2 separate regions of the Homo sapiens genome follow, and region 1 is linked to region 2. Evidence: read pairs that join two places in POLR2A ChIA-PET (ENCODE). Cell type or tissue: HepG2. All regions are shown on one strand. Each heading gives the region's core, and the rest is flanking DNA. Links, peaks and the distances in the headings are about the cores only.

What was found. ChIA-PET counts read pairs that join two places held together with the same protein. Peaks named below come from ENCODE experiments on the same cell type or tissue, not always from the same donor. Only the 100,000 strongest peaks of a DNase experiment are listed, where the experiment ranks them.
Region 1: POLR2A ChIA-PET joins it to region 2 with 8 read pairs; 3 of 35 experiments call an interaction of 5 or more read pairs at or near these places.

The regions. Positions count from the first base shown.
Region 1 is chr7:22,339,124-22,343,513 of GRCh38, reverse strand. The region is part of intron 1 of RAPGEF5 (Rap guanine nucleotide exchange factor 5); the gene reads left to right. Among named protein-coding and RNA genes, the nearest start is that of RAPGEF5, 16 kb to the left of the region's middle. In HepG2, for the core only: no CTCF peak of the experiment used is centred there; a DNase peak (open chromatin) is centred at 2,053.
Region 2 is chr7:22,186,358-22,190,747 of GRCh38, reverse strand. The region is part of intron 11 of RAPGEF5 (Rap guanine nucleotide exchange factor 5); the gene reads left to right. Among named protein-coding and RNA genes, the nearest start is that of RAPGEF5, 170 kb to the left of the region's middle. In HepG2, for the core only: no CTCF peak of the experiment used is centred there; no DNase peak of the experiment used is centred there.

The DNA.
Region 1 (4,390 bases), core at 284-4,283, 150 kb before region 2:
TAAAGGTTGGGTACCAACATCTGAATACCTTGTCTTAATAAATGAAATATATAAAGACAAAACAAGCCCCCAATCTCAAATTTTCTGTTGTTACAATTCTTTAGGTATAAGAAAAATTCTCTATGAGGAAAAATCAACCCTGGAATTTTTTTCCCTCTCTTTCTGGGTAGTTGGGTTGATACCTACCCAGATCTCATCTTGAATTACCATGTGTTGTAGGAGGAACCCGGTGGGAGGTAACCGAATCATGGGGGCAGATCTTTCCTGTGCTGTTCTTGTGATAGTGAATAAATTTTATGAGATCTGATGGTTTTAAAAAGGGGAGTTTCCCTGCAGAAGCTCTTTTCCCTTGTCTACCACCATGTGAGACGTGCATTTTACCTTCCTCCGTGATTGTGAGGCCTCTCCAGCCATGCGGACTGTAAGTCCATTAAACCTCTTTCTTTTGTAAATTGCCCAGTCCAGGGTATGTCTTTATCAGCAGCATGAAAACGGACTAATACAGTAAATTGATACCAGTAGAGTGGGGGCACTACTGAAAAGATACCTGAAAATGTGGAAGCGACTTTGGAACTGGGTAACAGGCAGAGGTTGGAACGGTTTGCAGGGCTCAGAAGAAGACAGGAAAATTTGGGAAAGTTTGGAACTTCCTAGAGACTTGTTGAATGGTTTTGCCCAAGATACTTGTAGTGATATGGACAATAAAGTCCAGGCTTAGGTGGTCTCAGATGGAGACGAGGAATGTGTTGGGAACTGGAGCAAAGGTGACTCTTGTTATGTTTTAGCAAAGAACTGGTGGCATTTTGCCCCTGTCCTAGAGATTTGTGGAACTTTGAACTTGAGAGAGATGATTTAGGGTATCTGGCAGAAGAAATTTCTAAGCAGCAAAGCATTCAAGAGGTGACTTGGGTGGTGTTAAAGGCATTCAGTTTTATAAGTGAAGCAGAGCATAAAAGTTTGGAAAATTTGCAGCCTGACAATGTGATAGAAAAGAATATCCCATTTTCTGAGGAGAAATTCAAGCCAGCTACGGAAATTTGCATAAGTAATGCGGAGCCTAATGTTAATCCCCAAGACAATGGGAAAAATATCTCCAGGGTTTTTCTGTTGTGAAGCAGAAAAAGGTCCAAGGTGTCAGAGACCTTTACTGCAGCCCCTCCCATCACAGGCCCAGAGGCCTAGGAGGAAAACGTGGTTTGGTGGGCTGGGCCCAGGGTCCATGTGCTGTGTGCAGCCTAGGGAACTTGGTGTCCTGTGTCCCAGCTGCTCCAGCCATGGCTGAAAGGGGCCAACATAGAGCTCAGGCTTTGGCTTCAGAGGGTGGAAGCTCCAAGCTTTGGCAACTTCCACGTTGTGTTGAGTCTGTGAGTGCACAGAAGTCAAGAATTGGGGTTTGAGAACCTCTGCCTAGATTTTAGAAGATGTATGGAAATGGCAGAGGTTTGCTGCAGGAGCAGGGCCCTCATGGAGCACCTCTGCTAGGGCATTGTGGAAGGGGAATGTGGGGTGGGAGCCCCTAAACAGAGTCCCTACTGGGGGACAGCTCTCTACCACCTAGTGGAGCTGTGAGAAGAAGGCCACTGTCCTCCAGACCCCAGAATGGTAGATCTGCTAACAGCTTACACTGTGCCCCTGGAAAAGCCATAGACATTCAACACCAGCCTGTGAAAGCAGCCTGGAGGGGAATATACCCTGCAAAGCCACAGGGGTGGAGCTGCCCAAGGCTGTGGGAGCCCTGTCTTGCATCAGCATGACCTGGATTTGAGACATGGAGTCAAAAGAGATCATTTTGGACCTTTAAGATTTGACAGCCCTGCTGGATTTTGGACTGATACAGGGCCTGTAGCCCCTTTGTTTTGGCCAATTCTCCCATTTGGAATGGCTGTATTTACTCAATGCCTTCACCCCCGTTGTATTTAGGAAGTAACTAACTTGCTTTTGATTTTACAGGCTCATAGGCAGAAGGGACTTGCCTTGTCTCAGATGAGACTTTGGACTGTGGACTTTTGAGTTAATGCTGAAATGAGCTAATGTTTTGGGGGACTGTTGGGAAGGAAAGATTGGTTTTGAAATGTGAGGACATGAGATTTGGGAGGGGCCGGGTGGAATGATATGGTTTGGCTGTGTCCCCACCCAAATCTCGTCTTGAATTCTCACGTGTTGTGGGAGGAACCCGGTGGGAGGTAATTGAATCACAGGGCAGATCTTTCCTGTGCTGTTCTCATGATAGTGAATAAGTCTCATGAGATCTGATGGTTTTAAAAAGGGGAGTTTCCCTGCACAAGCTCTTTTCTCTTGTCTGCTGCCATGTGAGATGTGCCTTTCACCTTCTGCCATGATTCTGAGGCCTCCCCAGCCACATGGAACAAGTCCATTAAACCTATTTCTTTTGTAAATTGCCCAGTCCTGGGTATGTCTTTATCAGCAGTGTGAAAACAGAGTAATACACTGGGTTTTCTTATATTTATATGTCAGAAAACATGGATGTGTGAGGGAGTCAAGGGATGACCTCATGCAGCTGAGGCCATAATGATAAGTCACCTCGTGTTACTCAGTGTGGCACAAGTTCAAGTGTATGAACCCTTTGGTTTTGCTCCATTTTCTCTTCTTTCTGGTCATTTCTCCAGTAAAGCTTGGTTGCTGGGTACCTGGAGAAGACAAGCAAATGGAAGCCCAGAGGACAGGAGCCCAAATCTGCCAGGAAGGAGGTAGAGCATTCCCAGTTGAAGGCTTCCAGGAAGTGGCCATGCCTGTGCATCACCTCTTAGGGGGAACGGACCAGAGGGAAGAGGAGAGGGGGTTCTAGTGCGGAATACCCTGGTAAGAGAATCCAAGCCCTGGTCAGGGAACAAGGAGGAGCTCAGTGTGGAGGAAGGGCTGTGGGGGCTGGGGGACCCAGACATACAGGAATCCCTTTTCCAGGCTCAGACCCTGGGGCAAGGATGGTTCCCGCAAATCCATCTTGTTTTCACCTCCAGTCTAGAGTGAATGTTCTCCCTGTCCCCCTAGCTGGGAAAGGAGTTTTTCCAGTTCAGAGACTCAGGTCCACTTTCTGTGCTTACCATCTCCTTCTCTGGTTTGGTCTTCAGAAGTCTCTGATCGGCCTTCTTCCTGGTTTGTGAAGATTCATCTCCTTACTTCCCCTTGGATGAGCTATCCATCTTCACTTTGGGTTAGGTTTCCTTTGGCTTTGTGGTTCCTGTTGTCTTGTTCTCCTCTCCCGAGCTTTTCTCCTGGAGGCTTCTCTGGTGGGCTGTTTTCCCAGTCTCTCTTCTCTGAATCAGCTCAGGCGCTTGTTTGCTGTCATTGTTTCCCAGCACAGCACTCCTGTTTCTTCATCCTGGCACCAAACCATCAGTTTGCCTGGCCCCAGCTGAGGGCTCCATTTGGAATGGGAGAGGGTGCTTGATGCCCTTTTCAGGAGTTTGGATGATTGAAGCACACCTCTGCATGTTAAAACTGTCAGAGAAGCCCTCACCCCACCCAATCTATTAATTTTTTTTAGAATATTTAAGTTCTCACATTCCCCACTTCCCATAAGAAGAAAAGGGGAACTGTTGCAAAGGCTTGAGTAACCATCCACCTGGTCTGCTTTAGGGGGTGGAGAGTTACAAATGTGTTGATTGCTGATTAGCATAATATTTTCAAAACTACCTGCTTTAAATAGTGACCTCTGCCTTGGTCAAAGGATACATATGAGAAGGTATTGCTCAGGTGAGAAGTGAAATTGTGAAAGTCAAAACCAGTTTCATTTTGTAATGATTGTAATAAATGTAGAAGCTTCTATTTAAACAATTATAATAGCTTTGGGAATATAAGGCTAAACACAAGACAAAGGAAAGTGGATTAATGATTTTAGTTGTTGTGTGTACTGCAGGCAGCACCTGTCCCTCACATCCCAGACTGCCGTTTGATGCAGTCACCCTCTTTTGCATTTCCTGGTATCTTTTCTTCCTTCTAAAATCTGTGTCATGCACTTACTCTAATGTGTCCATCAGGATGGTTATTGCAGCTTTTGCTGCAATAACAAAACCCCAACAAAAACTTCGTAGTTTAACACAACACTTTCTTTCTTTCTTACTAAAACATTTTGCATCCGGACGCTCTTCAGGGGAGCTGTCTTCTATGTGGCAATGTTACTGGCTGTGAAGCTGTACAGGTCTTCAGCAACCTCACTTCTTGCCTCCTCAGAAGAAAGAATTCAACTGAGAGGCATAAGGCAGAGTGAGAGACCGAAGCAAGTTTTAGAGCAGGAGTGAAGGTTTATTGATAACAGTTGCATCCTTTCTCCGCTGATTCTTCCTCTGGGGTGGAGTGTCTGCAGTTGCTTGCTAGCAGTTGGGAGGGGCTGCATGCACAGTGTATTTACTGAAGTTGTATGCATGCTCAC
Region 2 (4,390 bases), core at 222-4,221:
CATCGCTTTCCCACAAAAGTCACTAATTTGTGAAAATGTAGGTGCAGGACCCAATAGAGGAGGCCCTCTGTGCTCCCACAGGACAAGTGGAAGTGATTACTGATTGATGTTAACATACAAATAGATAACGTTTACTCCATTGAATATAGCCGGGAGGAGAATGCCAGGGCTATTAAGATAAGGCATTTCTGTTGTTACTGGACTCAAGAATAGAATAGGAAACAACTAAATTCATATAGTATTCTATCAGCAAATCAAGCTTTTTAAAGGAAAAATAATTCTAGAGATGCTTAAAAGCAACCTACTAATGATTTTCTTAAATGAGTTGACTCGCACACACCTACTATGTATACTATTTTCATAATCCCTCAAGTACGTATCTTTCCTCCTTTGTAGTGAAAGGCGCAAGAAGTCATCCAGTATGATATCTATGGAATGAAGGAATGCATGAGTGAATGAGTGAATTTCTTTCTTTTGAGACGGAGTGTCTGTCTGTCACCCAGGCTGGAGTATGATCTTGGCTCACTGCAACCTCTGACTCTCGGGTTCAAGCGATTCTCCTGCCTCAGCCTCCAGAGTAGCTGGGATTACAGGGGCCCACCACCACGCCCGGCTAATTTTTGTATTTTTGGTAGGGACAGAGTTTCACCATGTTGGTCAGGCTGGTCTCGAACTCCTGATCTCGTGATCCACCTGCCTCGGCCTCCTAAAGTGCTGGGATTACATGCGTGAGCCACTCTGCCTAGCCGAGTGAATTTCCTAAACTTTTAAAGAGAAGATCAATGGGAAGTGCTGATAAGGAACAAGCAAACCAACCAGGCATTTGGGTCTTTATTTGCAGCCAGTTTTGAAATGTTCATTCATCTGTGACAAGCTCCCTTTTTGTTTACTAAGTTAGCAATAACACTCCCTGAGAGCAAGCAGCAATGAAATTCATTGTCATCTAAATTTTTCAACATTTCTTCTTTTGTCTGATAGTTCTTCATTGTTTAAAGTAGGAAAACTATGAGTCTGGTAACTAGATATTTGTGAACCTGGACAGTGATTGAAGCTGTTTTCAAAGATTTCCTTTTTTTTTTCCAAGGTTCAGGTTTTGACTTGAAATATTTTGAAATGTTAGAGGAAAATCAAATTGTTTCTGGAGCTTTATCTTTTCCCAGAAATTGGGCAAACATCACTGGGCATGAGGTTTACATGAGAGAATTACGAGGAAGGTAAGAAAGAAAAAAAACAAGGAGCTGTGAGTTAGAGGAGTTGAAGGGATGGGGGAGCAGGTTTGGGCCCAGCCAGTCCTGCTCTGTGGTGGTCCTGCTGGTGACTGTAGCTAGTTAACCCTTTCTCCTCCCTAGAGAGGATAAAGTGTGTTTTGCTTACAGATACTTCTGTAGTGAACGATGATTTCTGTTTCAAAGCAGGGGGAAAACTGTGGATTACATGGAGAAACCCCTTCTTACTGATTTTTCTTTCTGAATCTGTGTTACGACAGGTCTACCTTAGGGAAAACATAGGAAATATGTTATTTCCCATTTCCTTATTCATCTTTTTGAAGAAAATGTACTTATGATTACAAGTTTCCAAGAAAAAAAAAAGCCAACAGAGAATAGAATAGTAGGAATAGGTAAAGCCTACCAGCTGATTCTCATTAGGCCTGACCTGATTTCTTTTAGGTATGGCTGCTTTTTTTTTTTTTTTTTTAATTTCATGAGGTTATCATTCAGTATATTCTGTTAGCATGCCTCTGTGTGGACGTGTCTACACAGCTTGCCTTGATTCTTTCAGAGATACCTCAGTGTTGGGGAGCTGGCGTTTAGCAACACATAGTAGGTTGAGCATGTGATTGAAAAAGTGAGTTCGTTACTGTTCTAAAGAGGAAACAACCTCTGTGAAAGTGCCTGTTTTATATTATAGGAGTGTCTCACTCAACTGATAGAGTCCAGAAGCTCTTGATGGTCAACCTAGTGACTTTTTTTTTTTTTTTTTTTTGAGACGGAGTCTCACTCTGTCACCAGGCTGGAGTGCAGTGGCGCGATCTCGGCTCACTGCAACCTCCACCTCCCAAGTTCAAGCGATTCTCCTGCCTTAGCCTCCCAAGTAGCTGGGACTACGGATGCGCACCACCATGCCCAGCTAATTTTTTGTATTTTCAGTAGAGACAGGGTTTCACCATGTTGGCCAGGATGGTCTCAATCTCTTGACCTCGTGATCCACCCACCTTGGCCTCCCAAAGTGCTGGGATTACAGATGTGAGCCACTGCGCCCGGCTGTGATGTTTTTTAAGCATTGCACTGATAAAACATTAAGTAAAGTGAGGGCAGGCACCTCATTTTCTATTAACTTTTTAATCTTGTCTCCTGCCAACACCAAGCTCATGATAATCCCTTGATATTTAATTATGTAATTTTCATGGAGGAAAATTAAGAATATCTTTCTTCTTCCCCTTGGAAAGATAGAAGACAACGTAAGTGAACTTCTTCCTTGCTTACCTTGCCTTTTAGCATTCCTGGAATGATCCTGGGTGCCTTTCTTCCAGGCTTTTTCTCCCAGGTTGCCAGACCATAATAACCCCGTAGCAGCATGGCTTTTGCTGTACTAAAAATGTTTGAGGGTAGGTAAATATTTAGATGGCGGTAAGTCTTTTCATGATTTTGTACAATTGATATGCACATGACATTATCTTGTATTTATATCTTTTTATTTCTGTAAGGTCATGTAATAAACAGACCAGTGTAGCTTATCTGTAGCTGCACATTAGCAGCACCTGTGATGCTTTTAACAAAACAGCAATGTCCAGAGATCCTAATTCAGTTGGGCTGAGTTGGGGCCTAGGCCTTAAGGTCTTTAAAAGTTCCCCAGGTGATGCAATCCGCAGCCAAGTTGAAAGACACTGAAATAGAACATTGTCTTACTTCCATATTTTGAAAGACCAATTCTAGGTTTCTATTGGTTATAGATATACAGAGAGTTAGGAACAACGTTCCCCCTTTACAACCCCTCTGACAGGACTGTATGTCCAGCCTCATGTCCGCTGGCCCCTGTCCTGGAGTTCTGCAGCTTGAGAAGTTCATAACTGACAAACCTACACTGCCAGTCCTTCCATTAAAGTGGTTTTGGATAAAAGGACACCATCAGAGGGAACAGAGGTACTGGACACACAAAATGTTTGGTTTCTCATCTCTTGGAATGAGAAGGTGGGACTATAGTGAAAAGCCATTTGGATTTTTGTGTGGGTTCTGTCACATGACACAAATTCCTGGATGGTCCTTAGGTTTCACAGCCAAGAATGCTTCTGAGAGAAATAATGTTTTACGAAAGGAGAAAATGCATATAGCAGAGTAGAAAGGTTACTAAAATGAGATTCTAAAGTCTTGAGTACCGAATCTGGGCTCCATTAAAAAAACAGCCTGAGACTTTGAGCAAGTAATAAATGAAATGATCTCTAAAGTATCTTTCATCACTAAAACCCTTTGATTCAAAGGGATCTATATTTTCTTTCCTTGCAAAATATGTTACAGAACCATAGAATTTTAGGTGGGAGGGAGACCTGAGAATTGGTGTAGATGACCTCCAAAGTCAATTTATGCTGAAAACACCATCACATAGCCCTTGCACGAGGGCTTAGGAAATTTGGTCTAACTTCATGTTACTGCTACATTTCTTCAGCCTCGTAGAGCTGTTAGAATGTTAACGGGGTATTAAGCTTAGAATCCAAGGCTCAGTGGCCATACCTGGTGATGATTTAAGTGTGTTTTTATATAACCTTGTCCAATGGGAAACTTTTTAAGTTCCTTTGAGAAATTATGCCATAACATTTCTAAAGAATAGCTTTGATTTATCACTCTACTACTAAATTCCATTTGCAGAATTTTATTACCAAGCCATTTTGGGATATTCAGAAATAGTGTTGCAGGAGAAAAGCAGCAATTTTCCCTCAGTGGTGAAATATACTACATCATATCTCTTCTACTAGCCATTTCCTGGCAATTCCTTAACTTTTAGCTTTATACACTGCTTCTATAAAAAATGTAACTGTGAATTTTAGTTATTGAGTTTCTGAATACCTTAGAAAAATTTAGTTCCTTTATTTATTTAATTCCTTTAAATATCTTTGACCTCCAAATGCATAGGCACTGTTCTAAATGCCAGGGATACAAAATAGACACAAAACTCCTTACCCTCCTGAAGGCTTATATTCTATTGGAGGGAATCAGACAATAAAATAAGTAGGAAAATATTGTATATTAGATGATGGGTTGCTAAATAACCAATATCATTATAGGCACTAATTTGGGATAACTATATCCATGTCTTTAAAAATAAAAAAGCTGGAGGATCTTTTAATGTATTTAAAGTATTTTAAGAATTAATGTGAAACTTCTGGTCAAATGCAACG